Linked DNA regions of Homo sapiens: all the other regions are linked to region 4. The links are chromatin contacts, found by Hi-C or POLR2A ChIA-PET in ENCODE. All regions are on one chromosome and are shown on one strand. The core of a region is the stretch at or near the end of the contact, and the rest is flanking DNA. Distances in the headings are between cores, read along the strand shown. Region 1 holds the start of ZZZ3 (zinc finger ZZ-type containing 3). Region 2 holds the start of PGM1 (phosphoglucomutase 1). Region 3 holds the start of ACADM (acyl-CoA dehydrogenase medium chain). Region 4 holds the start of ANKRD13C (ankyrin repeat domain 13C). Region 5 holds the start of USP33 (ubiquitin specific peptidase 33). Region 6 holds the start of ALG6 (ALG6 alpha-1,3-glucosyltransferase).

Region 1 (2,988 bases), core at 250-2,749, 7.3 Mb after region 4:
CTAAACCAAAATATGGAAATATCTGGAATGATACACAGCAACCACAAAGGCTGGTTACAGAGATTTAAGACTGAGGAATGGAACTTTGTGGTACCGTGAAACAAGCACTGTGTTACTCTATACTATATACCTCTCTGTATTATGTATAGGAAAAAAAAACACTTTTGTAGTTTTAAAAAACAAACTATGAATAAATTAACTAGTCACCTGATTCGTTTTGTAATTAACTCCCCACTCCTTATTTAGTACTGCAACTACTAAATAAAATCCAAATACTACTTAAGAATACGAAAAAACAAAGGTATACTGTAAATTCACTTCTGAGACATTAGGGAATTGGAGAGAAATATTAAATTGATTTCAAACTCATTTAAGAAAAATAAAGCTCAAACTCTGATGCCAAAATTTATGAGTTTGCTCTTTACTAAAAAGTTGACCTGAGGCCGGGCGCGGTGGCTCACGCCTGTACAGTGCTGAAATCCCAGCACTTTGAGAGGCCAAGGCAGGTGGATCACTTGAGGTCAGGAGTTTGAGACCAGCCTGGCCAACATGGTGAAACCCCGTCTCTACTAAAAACACAAAAATTAGCCGGGCGTGGTGAAGCGCGACTGTAATCCCAGCTACTCGATACTCGAGAGGCTGAGGCAGGAGAATCGCTTGAACCCGGGAGGCGGAGGTTGCAATGAGCCGAGATCGCCCCACTACACTCCAGCCTAGGCGACAAGAGCGAGACTCCGTCTCAAAAAAAAAAAAAAAAAAATCACATGAAACAGTCTGTTACCTTAAATATATAACCTAAAACAACCATCCCTAAACTTCAAAGATGGCAACCTCAGTAACACAGTAGTAATTAAAACCCTACCGATAACTGAGTTAATAGGCACGTACAAAATGATGAAAAGCAGGATTTTATTCTGACCACAGGTGTTGTCAGAGACATAATGGGCCCTCCAAATACTGCCAAAAGTTACTGAAAATACGAAGTCAGGGTGATGAGTAAATGACACCCAGAGAAAATAGATGGGAGGAGTTCTGTTTCAGGAGACTGGAGTCAGGTACTGCAGCAGAAAACGCGACACAATAGTTAACCGGTCTGGAATACTTTAGAAAATGGCAAGAAGGGAAAAACTGACAAGAACATCTTAAAGTAAGAGGAACGGTATCCAATGGAATCATCAGGTCTGCGCGAGCACGGCTCCCGGACTTCCAGTGAGTGGGACAGGGTGGAACTATCACTGCGTGGGGAGAAGGACCTGGCTGAGGGGTGCATATGCTTTTGCAGGTGGTGGAGCGCCCGCAGGGGGATGGGGAGGGCAGTGTTGCCTCAATGGGGTTACTGTATTCCCTTCAAGACTATGGGAAGCTGATGCAGCACGTATCCCGGCACCAAGAGGCACTCGCCCCGGGCCCCTCCCTAACGACTTGCCTTGTAGAAAGAGTTGCAGGTCCCAGGCCCCCGGAACCCAAGGCTCCGCCATCCAGGACAACTGCTCTGCCAACGAGGTCCCGCGAGAATCGAGAGATCTCGCGATACAAACCCACTCGCATCTCGCGAGCTTCCACTAGACCCAACATGGCGGTACAGAAAAAAATCAGTATTTCGGAACTTAAAAAGCACTTCACTAACGGAGTAGTGAACATTTAAAACACTGAGACAGTAGGAAGTCTTTCCGCTTTATACGTCTCCTCCTTTCCCCTTGTACAGAAAAGCAGAAATCTTAAAAACCTCCGATTACCACGATTATACTACATAAACAGAGCGCAGTGCGCTGCCCCAGGCAGCCTCCCTGTCACGTGGAAACATTTTCGGCGTGCCCGTCACGTGGGCCGCTACTGAGCGAGCGCGCTCCCGACGCCCTCCCAAAAGCCCTCCCCGCCCCCCCTTTCGCCCGCGCACACGTGCGCGCGCACCCCCGCCCCACGTGGGGGCTTCGCCGTCGCAGCCGTCGCAGCCGTCGCAGTCGTCGCCTCCAGCCCACCCCCTCCCGGTACTTGGCTCCAAATCCGGGTCCCAAGCCGATCGTTTCCCACCCCCATTCCCTCCCCCTTCATTCTCCCTCCCCCGTGTCTGGCCCTCACCACGTGTCCCGAGCTCTTGCTCACCTTTCACGCGGGGTCGGACGCAACGGGCCACTTGGGGAGGCGCCGCCGCCGTGGCCGCTCTCCGCCCCCGCCACGGCACTTGCTCGGGTGGCCACCGCTGCAGGAAGCTCGATAGCGGCGCCGCGGCGCTTCCAGGTGGGTCCCCGCCTCCCGCTCCTGCCACTTCCCGCAGCACCAGCGGCTCCTTCCGGTCCCCTCCTTTCTCCTCGTTGGGACTGGCGGGCGGCGGCGGCGGCGGCGACCGCTGCTGCTGCTGTTGCTGCTGCTGCAGGCGCGCTCACTACACCGCCTGCTGGTAACCGCGGCCCGTGCAGCGCCCGCGGGTCGGGCGCCGCCGAGGCCCTCCCCGGCCAGTCCCTGCCCCTGGGCGAAGTTTGGTCTTCCGAGGGCGGGTTGCAGTCCATCCCTTGCAACCGTCCAACCTGGCCCTAGCAGAGGAAAGGCGTCCTCGTAGCTCCGCCATTGGAAATCGGCTTCATCCTGCCCTTTGTGGCCTCCTGAGAGATTTGTAAACCCCACCTCCCTTAGCACTGTGGTCTCAAGCCAGGAGAACATCCATACATGTATTTATGATCGTGCTTCTGCCTCGCCTCGTTCACCTCTGGCTTGTACCACAGCACGCAGGCTCGAACCACTTCGGGCCTTTGTGCTTGCCGATTTCTCTGGCAGAACATTTCCTCCAGATTTTTTTTAACTCCTCGATGTTCGATGCATATTTCAGGTCCCTTCTCAGAGGGCTGCCCAGACCACTGTATCCAAAAAAAGTACACCTGCACCATTGCTTTAACTCTTCACCTGCTTTTATTTCTTCATAACAGTTACAACTTCCAGACCTTATTTGTCAGTATCCTCACCACCAGAAATGTAAAATTTTTAAAAGCAGGG
Region 2 (2,700 bases), core at 201-2,700, 6.8 Mb before region 4:
CCTCCCTGCTTGATCAAGACATACCAATTAACTACCAAAAGAATATAATTCACAGGTGAATGATATGCTCTGGTTTTGGAATTGGGGAAGGGGAGCTAATATTTTTGAAGGCCTCTATGTTTCAGGCACCAGGCTAGATGATTTACTTCTAACAGCTGATTATGATTGAATTTGTTTGGACTGGGTCATTTAGAAACCACCTCAAGTAATTCTACTGTGAGCATGGGTCACAGTAGGATTCTACTGTGTATCCATGACTGAGAATTTCTGACATACAAAACCCCATTAAATCTTGCAAAAATATTCCAAAGTAGGTGATATGTTTATTTTACAGTAAGGAAATTGATGCCCACGGACATTAACTAACTTTCCCAAGAGCACACACCTTGTAAAGCCAAGTTTTTTGCCACTTTACCAAAATGACAGGTTTCTTGAACAGAGGAGACAATCACTCTCATCAAATTAAGGGAGATACTAAACCGAAAAGCAAGAAAGACTGAAGATTCCTACTTAATAATCAAATCCCCTTGGTTGACCTTGCTATCCCCCGTGAAACTTTTCCAGCCATGTCAGTCCTTGTTTGTTGATCTCCTCACTTTATTTCTATTACATGAGTAACTGGCTAATTTTGATGGTGTTCATACTTATCCTTACCATATATTTGCTCCTACATTTGTCAAGTCCTGCTTGTACATTTCCTAGTTGCCAACCTGGTGTCACAGCGGGCAAATCATGGGAAGAGCCCTGGTTTTGGAGCCAGACCACCTGAATTGGCCTCCCGCATGGACTTAGCTGTGTGGCAATGAGACAAGGCATTTTATTCTTTGAATTTCAGTTTTGTAAGCATAAAAAGGGGAAAAATAAAACCCAGAGTTTAGTAAGGTTTAGAAACGCTACACTCAGCAAGTCATAGCTAAGTCACCGTCACCAATGGTAGTCAAGTGTGTGGTGCAGCAGGAAACATTTGGAGTCGACTCCTTTACGGAACTCAAATGCCCTCACATTTAGGGAGAAATAGAAAGAATTACGACTCATGAAATCGAGCTGGGGCTGGCACTTCTGACCCTCCCAACAGGTTTCCAGAAAGCTATTTACACACGATGCATTCGCCAAACCACTGGAAATCATTCTACCCTGTACTTTTTTCCACCCTGCCTCACGTCCTTGCCCTATGACCGGGTTCCTACCCCAACCTCTGCCCCAACACTTAGAGGAGGAGTTGCGGGCCTCTTTTTACAGTGGATAGGATTCCGAAGGGGAGAGTAAATCAGTAAGGCTCCACCCATTTCACAGGAGGCCTAGAGACCGGCGCTCCCCTTTCCCCTCCCGCCGGACCTGCCAGGAGGTGGGCTGGCGCGGAGGGAGGGCCCTGTCCCCTGTCCCTTTAAGGAGGAGGGCCAAACGCCGGCCTAGAGTGCGGCGTAGCCCCCACCCGCCGTGCCCTCACCCCAGAGCAGCTGCAGCCTCAGCCGGCCGCCCCTCCGCCAGCCAAGTCCGCCGCTCTGACCCCCGGCAGCAAGTCGCCACCATGGTGAAGATCGTGACAGTTAAGACCCAGGCGTACCAGGACCAGAAGCCGGGCACGAGCGGGCTGCGGAAGCGGGTGAAGGTGTTCCAGAGCAGCGCCAACTACGCGGAGAACTTCATCCAGAGTATCATCTCCACCGTGGAGCCGGCGCAGCGGCAGGAGGCCACGCTGGTGGTGGGCGGGGACGGCCGGTTCTACATGAAGGAGGCCATCCAGCTCATCGCTCGCATCGCTGCCGCCAACGGGGTAAGGGATGCGCGGCCCCGCGCCGCTGTGCACCCTGGCGCGTGTGCGACGTGCGGCCCGCGGCGCCCTCCCTCGCTCGGGGCCGGCCGCTTCCGCGCGCTGCCGCCTCGGTTTCCACCTCCCGCTCCTCCCTCTCCTTCGCGCTCGCTCTTCTGGCCTGGAGGCCCGACGGAGGTCGCCGGGCTGGGGAAAGTGGCCACGGGACCCGGCAGACCTGCTCGCCTGACTCCCGGGGCGCCGGGAGGTGCGGGCGCGGAGCCTCCCAAGGTCACGCCCGACTCTCCGTCTCTAGCCGCTGCCTTCCCTCTCCCCGTCCCCCGCCCCTCCCGAGGCGTCTGACATTTGCCCTAACCTTGCAGCCTTGGAAGATACGATTACGGCGCAGAGTGCTGTCGCCTTAAGCAGGAAAGGTTAGACTGCCGCCGCCTCGCCCAGAGCCCCCTCGCATCCCGCCCGCTCCTCTGCTATTCTCGGCTAGGACTGGCGCTTCCCGCTGGCTCGGAGCCCGACACTGTGGGGCAAGGGTGGCGAGAGCACCCATCCCCCTGGGGCGTCAGGTTGGCAGATCTCAGCAGGCGGGTGCCAATCTTTTCTCCCCGCCCCCTAGTTTGCCTTGGTTCCGAACTCCTGCCCTTTGCGCGGCCTGCTTGCTGGGGGGCAGGCGTTTGAAACATCTAGTCTCTGCCCAGTGGTGCCCGGGATCTGTTCCACCGACGGGGCTGGAGCTGAATTTTCATTAGAATGGCAACATACCCAAAGACGCCCTTACGCAAGCAAGCAGTCGTGGCAGGCCAGGAAATTACCGCAACACCTTGGTTCCGCCCCCGGCCAAGGAAAGTTAACTGACTTGATTGGGCGGGTCCACTCGGATAGGGGAAATTAAAAAAAAAAAGTTTTTCAGTAAATCTGATATATGGAAATGTGGG
Region 3 (2,700 bases), core at 80-2,579, 5.4 Mb after region 4:
GCAGCCTGTGAAGTCGAGCTGCAGGCACAGACAAACAAGGGGGTAGCTTGCTTGGGTGAATGGTGGCAGGAACTACCGACTAGACATGTTTAAGATGAGGGCTCCATCTTCGCTTCTCTGCCAGCCACGTGTACAGTAAGAAGGGGTTACAATAGGCATATGGGTGATTTTGTGCTTTTCGTTCATCTTTTCTGTGTTTAAAATGTTCAGAATAAGAAATTGGAACAAAGGAGACATGAATAGACAATTCCTAATCATCTTTAAGAGTCCGCTTTGTGTTTTACTTACCACCACCACTTTGAAGGCTTTCTTGCCTATACCAGGACAAACTCAGCTCTTTATCCCTTTTCCGAATTTTCCTGGTACTTTCACTTTGAATATAGCGCTTAATTAACATTCTGCCTTGTACCTAGGACTAACACACTATAAATTCCCAGAAGACAAAGTAGGGGAATACAATAACAGGATATAGAATTTTAACAGCTAAATTAGATGAATTTATGGGTGACCTTTATTGGGCAAAAGAAAATGTTAAGTTAGTATAAGATTTAGTATAAGCTACCATCTCAAAACTCAGGGTCTCACTGGAAGAGAAAGTGACTCCAGGTAGAATTCCTCAGGGAGACATTCACTTCCATCATTCGCTGAACCAGGAGCTTTGGACAGCCTCGGATTGCACCCGCATATCCAAGGACACCACATCAGCGGACAAGTCATAAACAGCCTTGGGAATACGCGGAAAGGTCAAATTTACCTAAACAATTAAATTCTCTTTTAAATTTTAAGGAAACACAAGTATGCTTTCGCTTTAGGTAGGGCATTTGAGAGCAAAATGTACTAATACTTTGAATCCGCCAAGCAGACACGATCTGGGTTTGACCGTTCTCTCCGGGTAAAGGTGAAGGCTGACCACGGGGGCCGCTCTCCCTCCAGGCCCCAGCCACGCCCTCTAACCCAGGTTCCCGTCCTGCACCGCGCCGCAAGTCCCCCCACCGTTCAGCGCAACCGGGCCCTCCCAGCCCCGCCGCCGTCCCCCTCCCCCGCCCTGGCTCTCTTTCCGCGCTGCGGTCAGCCTCGGCGTCCCACAGAGAGGGCCAGAGGTGGAAACGCAGAAAACCAAACCAGGACTATCAGAGATTGCCCGGAGAGGGGATGCGACCCCTCCCCAGGTCGCAGCGACGGCGCACGCAAGGGTCACGGAGCATGCGTTGGCTACCCGGCGCCGGGGACCGCTGCCACCCCGCCTAGCGCAGCGCCCCGTCCTTCCGCAGCCCAACCGCCTCTTCCCGCCCCGCCCCATCCCGCCCACGGGCTCCAGTGGGCGGGACCAGAGGAGTCCCGCGTTCGGGGAGTATGTCAAGGCCGTGACCCGTGTATTATTGTCCGAGTGGCCGGAACGGGAGCCAACATGGCAGCGGGGTTCGGGCGATGCTGCAGGGTGAGAGGGAGCCCAGCGGTGCGGTGGGGCTGGAACATGGGTATTGTGGTGTCGGAGCAGGGGGCCCTGGGCCAAAAATAGGTGCGGCCGGGAGGAGTGGGAAGTCGGGCTGAGGAAGGAGCCAGCCTAGGGGCCCCCAACCTGCTTTCACGCCTCCTACCACCGGACGGAACGTAGCCTAGCGTTTCATTTTCCGTATCCTCCCGTCAGGCGACCCCGTTATAGCCGGCATCCTCTCTTTAGAATATCGTTTTTCTTTCTCTGGTAAACCCTCCAAATATTTACCGCGGGAATCCCACCTTTTTCCAAAGTGACCCCGTCTCTGTGTCAGAACCACGGGAAAAAGAAAAATGGAGCAGCTACTCCTTGAAATACTTAATGTTTAATAAGCTTTTCGTTGTAACGTTTCCACGTTGCTTACGGGAAAAAAAAAAGTAAAAAAAAAACCTGCAGAATTTTATGTGAACTTGTGTGTATATTCTAGTATTGGATCTTAATAGATTCTAAATAAGTTTGTCACTAGATGAATTTTGGTATCTTAAATATTCTTGATATGTTCACACCACTGCCATTTAGATGTCACTTAAAATTAAGTTAAAGTTATGTCTTGGACCAAAAAAGCTGCGGTTTTAGAATAATCCTAAAGAATTGCTGCCCATGTTTTGCTGGTGTTATGCAAGTTAATGTGCAGTGAAGGCAGAAATTGGGAGATTTCAGCTATTTTTAACTCCTACACCAGAAAAGCAGATTTCTCAACCTCCAAGGAAGGATCTAAAAAAAACCTGATATAGAAAACTTACACCCTTTTTCTCTTCTTTAACCCATAAAACTGACACTCTTATATTCCCAAGAAATGCACAAAAGTGTTCAATTCTAGTGGTGCTGTTTCGATATTTGGAATTTCATTGTTCTAGACAGAGAGCCCGAAGTAATAAAACCAATAGTTATATAGCATTAGGCTTTCAAAACATTATCGTACTTTAATCGTCCGAAAATACGCAGTGAGATTAGTCCCATTTTTTGGTTTTGAACGGAAGCTATAAGCAGTTTGTAAACCTGTCTACGGCCACAAATATGGTTGTGGAACCTAGATTCACATTCAGCAATTATAACTCCAGATCCCGTGCTGTTTCTGTTTTCTATTTGCAAACCACCTCTCTAATTAACTGGCTAACTTTGTTATGTAATTAACAGGTTGATGGGCATTGTATTCTGGTAATAGCAACCTTTGCACTTTGTTCTATGTAACATATTTTCCTGAA
Region 4 (2,700 bases), core at 198-2,697:
AATTACCATAAAAATCATAATACTATTTTTAGTCACAGTCATCAAGATGAGACATTACTATTAGCAATTATCTACTTAAAACAAGCAAAAAATCAAATCTCTACTCAAACAAAAATCGGCTGTTGAGAAGTCACTTTAACTGTTCTACGTATCAAATACCAACAAATTTCTACTGTGTGGCTTTCAGAAATCTAACATTCTAAGTTTACTGAAAGCAGACAAAAAAGAAACAACCTGGTGGCAGGCAAAATCACAACCAGTTGCAGTCAAGATGGGATCTGTATGTGAGCAATGAAGGGAGGAGGGCAATTTATGCGTTCAAAATTTAAAATGCCAAGGTAGGGGGAAGAGAGAGAAATAAAGATATATAGCTCCATAAACAAAGGGAGAAAACCATGTTGGGTGGGAGGCAACCTAAAATTTCTGACAGTCCAGAATCAGCAAATCGAAGGCCTGTCTCAAACAAAACAGCTTCTCACGACAAACTTTGAAGTGGGCAAGGAGGATACATTCCTTTGCACCCACAAGAACCAACCCCTTGACCACTGGCACGCTATTACTGAGTCGATCATGATTTACCGAACGGCCCGGATGATGGGCAAAAAGAAGAGTCTGCTGGAGGGGGCCTAGGATTCCAGAAGCCTGGGGAGGCACACCCTAGGCTCGGGGAAGGAGAGAGGTGGAGAGGGGCTAGCACTCCTCACCGTGATTATCTTTCTGCCCGATATTGTGCGTGCGGATGAGAGAGGAGAGTCTCCTCACATCCCCCTTGAAGACGCACTCGTGCACCGGGTAGTGTGCGGGGCAACTGCCTCCATCCGCGACGACAGCAACGGGGTTGGTGCCGGCCAGAAGGGCCGGGGACTGGGAGTTGGCAGTCACGGAGGAATTGTGCAGCGGCAGAGCCGGGGCGCCGGGGGGATTGGAGGAGGCCGGAGCTGCCTTCAGCTGTAGCCGGTGGTGATGGTTACTGAAGATCTTATGACAAGCTTTGCCGCCCTTGCCAATCCTGCTTCTGGTAAAGGTACCGCCGAGGGCAGCCGCCGCTTCCTCATCCCCGGGCTCCAGCAGGTCCCCTTCTTCTTTGCTGGGCTTGTGGTCCCTCCGCAGTGAGCGGATCTTCTCCCCGGTCATCGCCGCCGCCAGGGGCAAGGGGGGGAATCGGGAGGCTCACCGCTGGCGACGGAGCTGGCGCTGCGGCGGCACAAGGCGATTAGAGCGGTGGCCAAGAGCCTCCAGCGCAGCATGAACTCCCACTGAGCCCCCGAGCCTGGGACAAACGCATCTCCCGGGGAAGAGCCGGCTCTCGCCTAGGCACGAAGGGACGCGCGCTCGCTGGGGGAAGCTAGAACTCAGGTGCCCACGACACCAGGATCTCAGTCTCGCCGTCGCAGCCGCCGTCGCTGCCTTACACCGAAAAACAGGGCACGGCCATCTTCCTCTTGCTCCTCTCGCGAGAGCTCCCCCAGGAGTGAAGAGAGAGAAAACACCGCGATAAGTGAGCCACCCGCTCCCTCCCTCGCACCTTCTATTCCCAGAATCACTAGGCGCCGGCGCCTCCGAGGCAGTGTGTTTCCGCCCAGAGCTGGAGTCTCCCAGCTGCCAGCCGACCCCGAACCCGCACTCCCGCCAACCGCGCTTTTTGTGGGCGGTCGGAAACCACAGCCTCCGTTGGATATGTTCGGTGCATGTTATAAACAACCACTTAAACCCTCCGGATCTGAGCCTCCCGCAGAGGAATGCAGAATGACGCCACGGCACGCAGGATGTGATGTCACCGAGATGCAGAGGATACTCAGTCAACCAACATTTACTGAGCATCTACTTCGTGCCGTATGTACGAAGCTAGCAAATATGTACAGCACCAGTACTGATTGCAGGGAGCACTGTAGAAGAGGAATGAAGGCCAAACAATTAAAAGCGGAGGCGGGGAGGTGGGTTGCACACAAAAAAGGGAGGGACGAATTTTAGTGTTGAGTTGTCAGGAAAGTCATAGAAGAGTTTAGGTGCTGACTTTGGAAAATGATGGGCTGTCCAGCAATCGGAAAGAGGGGAGGCCACTCAAATATTTATTAGATGAATGAATTTCGGGCAGATGTCAGAGTTAACATATATGAGGGTGGGGACACTCAAGGAGGGCAAAGAATCGTGTAACTGAAATATAATTGTATTAGTTCATGGCCAACCTCAACCTAGTGTCAAACTCTGAAGAAACGTAAATCTGCCAACCATAAAACTTTAACAAAGTAACTAAAGCTGGCCACTGAGGACGTAAGGAGGGGGCTTAGCAAAACATCCTAAAGATCTTCACCCATTTAACTCTCCAAAGTCCCCCTATGTTCTGAGAGCAAATACTTCAGATCTCTCTCTCTTTTTTTTGTTTTTTTGTTTTTTTGACAGAGTCTCTGTAGTCCAGGCTAGAGTGCAGTGGTGCAATCTCGGCTCACTGCGACCTCCACCTCCCAGGTCCAAGCGATTCTCCTGCCTCAGCCTCCAGAGTAGCTGGGATTATAGGCCTGCGCCACCACACCAAGCTAATTGTTGTATTTTTAGTAGAGACGGGGTTTCACCGTGTTGGCCAGGCTGGTCTTGAACCCCTGACCTCAGTGATCCGCCAGCCTCAGCCTCCCAAAGTGCTGGGATTACAGGCATGAGCCACTGCGCCCGGCCAGATCTCTTCTTTCTTAAAGTTTATACTAC
Region 5 (2,868 bases), core at 3-2,502, 7.4 Mb after region 4:
ATAATAGTATGAATTCACTAACAATATTTGTATTATGCTCAAATCAAATAGCCTATGACGATAATGTGACTTGGTCAGACCTTTCCAAATAAGACAGTAGGAAAAACGGAACTAGGACGGCCTTGTTACTTTTTGTAACACGTTTTTCTTAAAGGAAAAATAATCTGATTAAACTTAAAAATTCTCTACATCCACATAGTTATTAAGCAAAAGGCCTAGAGATCGTTACGGTAAAATTCACCTTCAATTTAAGTCTATGCTCCTGCCAGAATTTCACCCTCTGGCTCAATTTTCCAGGCCTAATACTGATTCTATGAGAATGTAAACTCCAACGGTACTTGAGTGCAAAACACCCAGGAAAATCTCATCGTCCAAGAGCTCAACGTAAAACCCTGTAAATATTCAAATGAAGAGCGTTTTGTATACGAGAAATATAAGTAAAGGTCTGGGAAACCACACACTATGGATCTTTCATCCAAACAAAGGCTGCAGATGGACAGAAGGTAAGGGGTAACCTCTCAGTCAAGATCAAACATTGGTCGAAGAAAAATTCCAGGGACGATGACACCTCGGTTTTTCCGTTCACAACAACAAACAACGGGGCCGGCCCCCTCAACAGCGCCGAAAAGCGAAACCAGAACCCAGGAGCCGGCGCGCTGCAGGGCTTTCAGTCACCCACTGAGAGGGACTGGCAAGCCTGAGTGGGGAGACCGAGGAAGGGAGCAGAGCCCCCGCTTCTCGGGCTCACCTGCACCTCCCGCTTCCAGGGAAGAACCCCTGAGGACCCTTCCTCAAATCAACGACCGGTTCCCATCCTCCACCGACCGTTGACAGGGCGACCACTAGATTATCTCTGCAACGCAGAGCACCGAGGGGCCAAGGCCTTCTTCCCGCCCGCGAACCCGCCGCCACCCAGGACCAAGAAAAAGAGGCTGCTGCAGCGGCCGCAACCCCAGCGCGCGGAAGCGAGAACAGAGACCGGACCCCGGACGCGAGCGAAACGCCCTTGGGCCCCGCGCCCCTCCCAGCAGCGCCGCGCTCACCTCCACGGCCTGGCCCGCGGGACCCGCCAGCTCGACCAACAACGGCCTGCAGCCGCACCTCCGCAAGCTCCTCTTTTCCTTCTCAGCTCTCGGAGAGGGGCAGTGTCGCGTCAGGAGGGCCGGAAAACGGCCCCGCAGCGCTGCCCTCGGGGGGTCCGCCTCCTGAACTGGCCACTTCCCGCAGCAGCCGCGGCTCCTTCCGGTGTCTCCGGGGCCGCCGCAGGCGTCTCCGGCGATAGGGGAGGTGGGGGCGGAGCCTCGATGGGAGCCCGCCCCAGGGGCGGGGCCACGGGAGCCAGGCCCAGGTGCGGGGACCCAGGCCGGCTCCCTACTCTGACTGCAAACTAACTGTACAGGGTATGTGCAGCAGTTTGAGGCTGTGAGCTTTTTTTTTTTCGTTTTTCACATGTTTTCTCCTTCTCTTTCACAGTCACACACTACGACCATTATAAGGTCTTGTCTCGATGCATTACAAAAACTGCATTAAGGCTGGCCACTGAAGGGCCTCAGGTTTCCAAACTTGAGCAAAGAAATATTAGACTTAACTTATCCCAATTCAACATTGTATTTCCTCCTTTCATCTTTCTTCCCCCAACTTCTTAGGACCTAGATTCTCTGAAAGCAATTATGTTTCCCTTTTCCACCTATGCAAAGAAGAAATTTATCTCACCATTTTCTCCTTAGGCTAAAATCAAGAGGATCAAATCAAATATTTATTGAAACCTTAGTATCTGCTTAATGCCTGGAGCATGGAAGGAGTCCTGCCTTCTAATTATGTAACTGTTAAAATGCACTCGATTGAGGTTCAAATCTATGAATAAAAAAGGTTATATTAATAAAAAATTGTTAAAATTGCCAGTTTCAATCTGTCTCATGACATCTGACTTTTTGGTCTCCAAAATGGGAGCATGTACCAAAGTATCATGCAAGATGCTCAGTCTCCATTGGAATAGGTAGAAAATATAAAAGCTTCTACTTATTTTTATGGTAAAAATGAAATAAATTAACCATGATACAAAATTCTAGGTAGGGATTGACACTCAGGCCTCAATTTGCACCACAAATGATTGCCTATCCTCGGTTCACTGAGGAGAATAGAAATTTCACAGAATAGAAGTTTCACAGGCAGGCGCCATGGTTCATGCCTGTAATCCCAGCACTTTGGGAGGCCGAGGCGGGTGAATCACTTGAGTTCGAGACTAGCCTGGGCAACATGGCGAAACCCCATTTCTACTAAAAATACAAAAATTCGCCAGGCATGGTGACAGGCACCTGTAGTCCCAGCTACTCAAGAGGCTAAGAGTGGAGGATCACTTGAGACCAGGAGTTTGAGGTTGCAGTGAGCCATGATTGTGCCACTGCACTTCAGCCTGGGTGACAAAGTGAGATATTCTCTGGGAAAAAAAAAAAAAGATGCCGTTAGGAGATGAAAAGTTGTCTCCAGCCGGGCACAGAGCCTCACACCTGTAATCCCAGCATTTTGGGAGGCCAAGGCGGGTGGATTACCTGAGGTCAGGAGTTCAAGACCAGCCTGACCAACATGGTGAAACCCCCATCTCTACGAAAAATACAAAAATTAGCCAGGTGTGGTGGCGCGTGCCTGTAATCCCAGCCACTCAGGAGGCTGAGGCAGGAGAATTACTTGAACCCAGGAGGCAGAGGTTGCAGTGAGCCAAGATAGAGCCACTGAACTCCAGCCTGGGCAACAGAGGAGGACCCTGTCTCAAAAAAAAAAAAAAAAAAAAAAAAAGCTGTCCACAGAGGAGATCTACAGAAGAAAAAAAAAGAAGAGAGACAGAGAGAGAAGAAAAGTTAGGCCAGCAAA
Region 6 (2,700 bases), core at 197-2,696, 7.0 Mb before region 4:
CATTTTCACCACTTTAAGTTTTCTCTAACACTGTAACTGTACTGTATACTTGACTCCCTGCTAAAAGTCATTTAATAGCCCCTTACTGATCACTGGATACATTCCAGACACCATAGCCTGGTATTCAAGGCTCTCTACAATTACCAGTCCTTTCCAGCTTCATCACCCACCACCTAAACTAGAGGAAATGTTCTACACTTTTCAGCTGCCACAATATTTGGCTTGAACCATTTCCTTTGTCTAGATTCTTACTCTCATTCTCTGGGCTTATCCAGCCAGGCTTTCCTTCAAAGCTCAGCTGACTCCTCCAGGAAAAGCATTTCCTGATGGTTTGCAGTTTACAGTGAACCCTCTTCTCCTAACTCCTACAGTGCTTAGTGCATATGTAAGTAATGTAACATTTAGTATGTGTTTCCTTCTATAGCTTTTTATCCTTTTATGCATAAAAATGTCTTTCCAATGAGAATTAAATGCCTTGAGGGCAGGGACCTGCCATATTTCTCCATATTCCCAGTGCTGATGGTCTTTTAGATATAATCATATTTTAGACCTGGAAGTTCACCTAGCCCTACTGATTTCTTTCACAGTTGAAGAAACTGAGGCCCAGAGAGAAGTTATTCAGACTCAGTAGAAAGCCATAGTCCTAGCCAAATATTTGCTAACACTTACAAATTATAGGGGTTGGCTTACGTAGAATGGCAAGATTCAGAAGTGGGGAATGAGGGCACTCTCTGAACAAAGGAAGGCAAGTAAAAATCATCACAGCCGTCCATGCGTGATTGGACAGAAGCCTAGACTGAGATGGAAATAGTGGAACTGGAAAGGAAGGGATCAATGCAAAAGGAAAAGTGTGCAGGTCTTACTAACTTACTAGATAGGTATTTTTGGCAAGTTTGGGACCAGGTGATTCAAGCTGCCCGCTGGGGCACGTGTAGTGGCTACTCGAGGGCAGGGCTGTCCTTTTGCACAACGCACAGGCTCTCGCAAATGGTTGGATGTTCAATGTTTCTTACTTTAGGGGGCTGCCCAGTCTTCTTCTTCGCAGGCATGTGGCTAGAAGAAAGTGAAGCAGGTTGGCTTTCTGGCTCCTCGAGGGCACAGGCCCAGAGGTGGTGAGGACCGGCCAAGGCTCTCTGCTCAGTGCAGCAAGCCAGGGCCCGCCCCTGACAGGAATCCGTTGGCTAAGCAGCCGCTCCGGCCTTGGCCACGATCCCAGGAAAGAAGAGCAAGGGGCTTTCCACCTGCCCCTAGCCTAACCCGGGGCTGGGGACCTCTCGGGTTCCATCGGCTCTTGCCCCGCCTCCTAAGCCGGCCGCCTCCTGTCCAGGCCAGGTTGCCCGCCCCTCCCCTCACGCTCGACGGGCTCGCTCCCGCACCGGGCGCGCGGGTGGTGCGCGGGCACACGGAGGCGGAAGGCCGGAGGGGCAGTCCGCCGCGGGGGCGAGCGCGCATGCGCCTTCCTGGGACCCACGGCAGGCGCGAATCCCAGCGGCCGGCGGGCGGCGGGGTAAGAGCATGGGATCCCGGAGGTTCCGGACCCCAGGCCAGTGTGGGGAGGTGCCGGGGGCTCGGACGCGCCACGAGCCGGCGCAGAGCTGGCGACCCGTCTCCCAGCTCCGCTCCACTCCCAGGGACGCGACGCGAGGCCTCCCCAGCCCTTCCTGCAGGGTCGCTTGTGGGTCGGGTGAGGGGACGCGGTGATAGTGGTGGCACTTGCAGGCTGGGGCGGTCCTGGCACCCTTGTCCTTGCGGTTCTGAGGGCCTGGCCCTCAAGAGGAGGGGCGGAGAAACGCGAGAAGGGATCCCTTTCGCCCCATATACACGCCCGGGATAGCTGCACTCCCCGGTGTTGTGTCCACTGCGGTGGAAGGACCTTTCAGACTAAAAGGAGCAAAGTCGGTTCTGGGATGGGGACGGCGGGCTTGGCATTTGTCGAGATGCACCGTCAGGGCAAAGGAGGACGAAAAGCGCATCTACTGCCTGCCTAGCAACTTCGTGGCCAGTGGATGGGTTAGAAAATTACTGTTTTCTGATTTACAGGTGGAAAAAGTCGCAAATAACCCTTTTTCTGGTTTAAGCAGAAGAGAGTCGTTAAAAGCCTCGCATAATATCTTTAACCACACAGGGCTCAGTAAAATTAGGGTACCTCCCCGCTTCGTACACACAGACGCACACAGCTCCATTCAGCAAATACTTCTTGGGTACCTGCCTTCTGCTAACACTGTTCTACAAGTGGGGAACAGAGAGCAACGACTAAGACAGGAGGATCCCTGCTCACAGGGAGCCTTTAGTCAACACATCCAAGTAATTTCCTTTTACACTTTTTTTTTTTTTAATTGAGACAGAGTCTTGCTCTGTCGCCCAGGCTGGAGTGCAGTGGCACGATCTTGGCTCACTGCAACCTCTGCCTCCCGGGTTCGAGCGATTTTCCTGCCTCAGCCTCACGAGTAGCTGGGATTACAGGAACGCACCACCACGCCCAGCTAATTTTTGTATTTTTAGTAGAGATGGGGTTTCACCATGTTGACCAGGCTGGTCTCGAACTCCTGACCTCAGGTGATCCACCTGCCTCGGCCTCCCAAAGTGCTGGGATTACAGGGGTGAACCACTGCGCCCAGCCCCTTTTATGCTTTTTAAATTGGAATATACCATATAGAAAAATACTGTACGCAAATTATAAGTTGTAACTTGTTAATTTAT

The links. A loop is a pair of places that touch in the nucleus more often than their neighbours do. ChIA-PET counts read pairs that join two places held with the same protein, here RNA polymerase II (POLR2A). Pooled maps may share reads with other maps.
Region 1: a loop to region 4 is called in a pooled map, with 17 times the contacts of the local background. The contact joins the promoter of ZZZ3 here to the promoter of ANKRD13C in region 4. A Hi-C loop is called at or near these places in 7 of 50 pooled maps.
Region 2: a loop to region 4 is called in a pooled map, with 6 times the contacts of the local background. The contact joins the promoter of PGM1 here to the promoter of ANKRD13C in region 4. A Hi-C loop is called at or near these places in 4 of 50 pooled maps.
Region 3: a loop to region 4 is called in a pooled map, with 10 times the contacts of the local background. The contact joins the promoter of ACADM here to the promoter of ANKRD13C in region 4. A Hi-C loop is called at or near these places in 9 of 50 pooled maps.
Region 5: a map of CD4-positive, alpha-beta memory T cell shows a loop between it and region 4 (16-fold over the local background). The contact joins the promoter of USP33 here to the promoter of ANKRD13C in region 4. A Hi-C loop is called at or near these places in 1 of 168 maps with a recorded cell type or tissue (CD4-positive, alpha-beta memory T cell) and 5 of 50 pooled maps. POLR2A ChIA-PET finds 5 or more read pairs at or near these places in 1 of 52 experiments (GM12878).
Region 6: a loop to region 4 is called in a pooled map, with 14 times the contacts of the local background. The contact joins the promoter of ALG6 here to the promoter of ANKRD13C in region 4. A Hi-C loop is called at or near these places in 3 of 50 pooled maps.

The regions. Positions count from the first base shown.
Region 1 is chr1:77,681,159-77,684,146 of GRCh38, forward strand. ZZZ3 (zinc finger ZZ-type containing 3) reads right to left here and starts at 1,500. Exons shown (of 15, transcript NM_015534.6): 1 at 1,427-1,500. RefSeq lists enhancers at 1,556-1,635, 2,453-2,988, 2,656-2,755 and silencers at 2,016-2,435, 2,446-2,505.
Region 2 is chr1:63,591,961-63,594,660 of GRCh38, forward strand. It overlaps PGM1 (phosphoglucomutase 1), which reads left to right and starts at 1,451. Exons shown (of 11, transcript NM_002633.3): 1 at 1,451-1,774. The coding sequence starts at 1,529. RefSeq lists enhancers at 1,438-1,727, 2,428-2,487 and a silencer at 1,768-2,067.
Region 3 is chr1:75,723,380-75,726,079 of GRCh38, forward strand. ACADM (acyl-CoA dehydrogenase medium chain) reads left to right here and starts at 1,330. Exons shown (of 12, transcript NM_000016.6): 1 at 1,330-1,438. The coding sequence starts at 1,409. It also overlaps a transcript of SLC44A5 not described here. RefSeq lists enhancers at 716-805, 1,456-1,545 and silencers at 1,176-1,225, 1,276-1,325.
Region 4 is chr1:70,353,275-70,355,974 of GRCh38, forward strand. It overlaps ANKRD13C (ankyrin repeat domain 13C), which reads right to left and starts at 1,448. Exons shown (of 13, transcript NM_030816.5): 1 at 705-1,448. The coding sequence starts at 1,134. ANKRD13C-DT (ANKRD13C divergent transcript) reads left to right here and starts at 1,537. Exons shown (of 4, transcript NR_168352.1): 1 at 1,537-1,934. RefSeq lists enhancers at 1-1,054, 314-1,232, 1,188-1,237, 1,233-2,150, 1,278-1,337 and 3 more.
Region 5 is chr1:77,758,600-77,761,467 of GRCh38, forward strand. It overlaps USP33 (ubiquitin specific peptidase 33), which reads right to left and starts at 1,253. Exons shown (of 24, transcript NM_201624.3): 1 at 1,044-1,253. RefSeq lists a silencer at 1,163-1,442.
Region 6 is chr1:63,366,181-63,368,880 of GRCh38, forward strand. It overlaps ALG6 (ALG6 alpha-1,3-glucosyltransferase), which reads left to right and starts at 1,447. Exons shown (of 15, transcript NM_013339.4): 1 at 1,447-1,507. RefSeq lists enhancers at 907-1,046, 1,907-2,016 and a silencer at 1,247-1,726.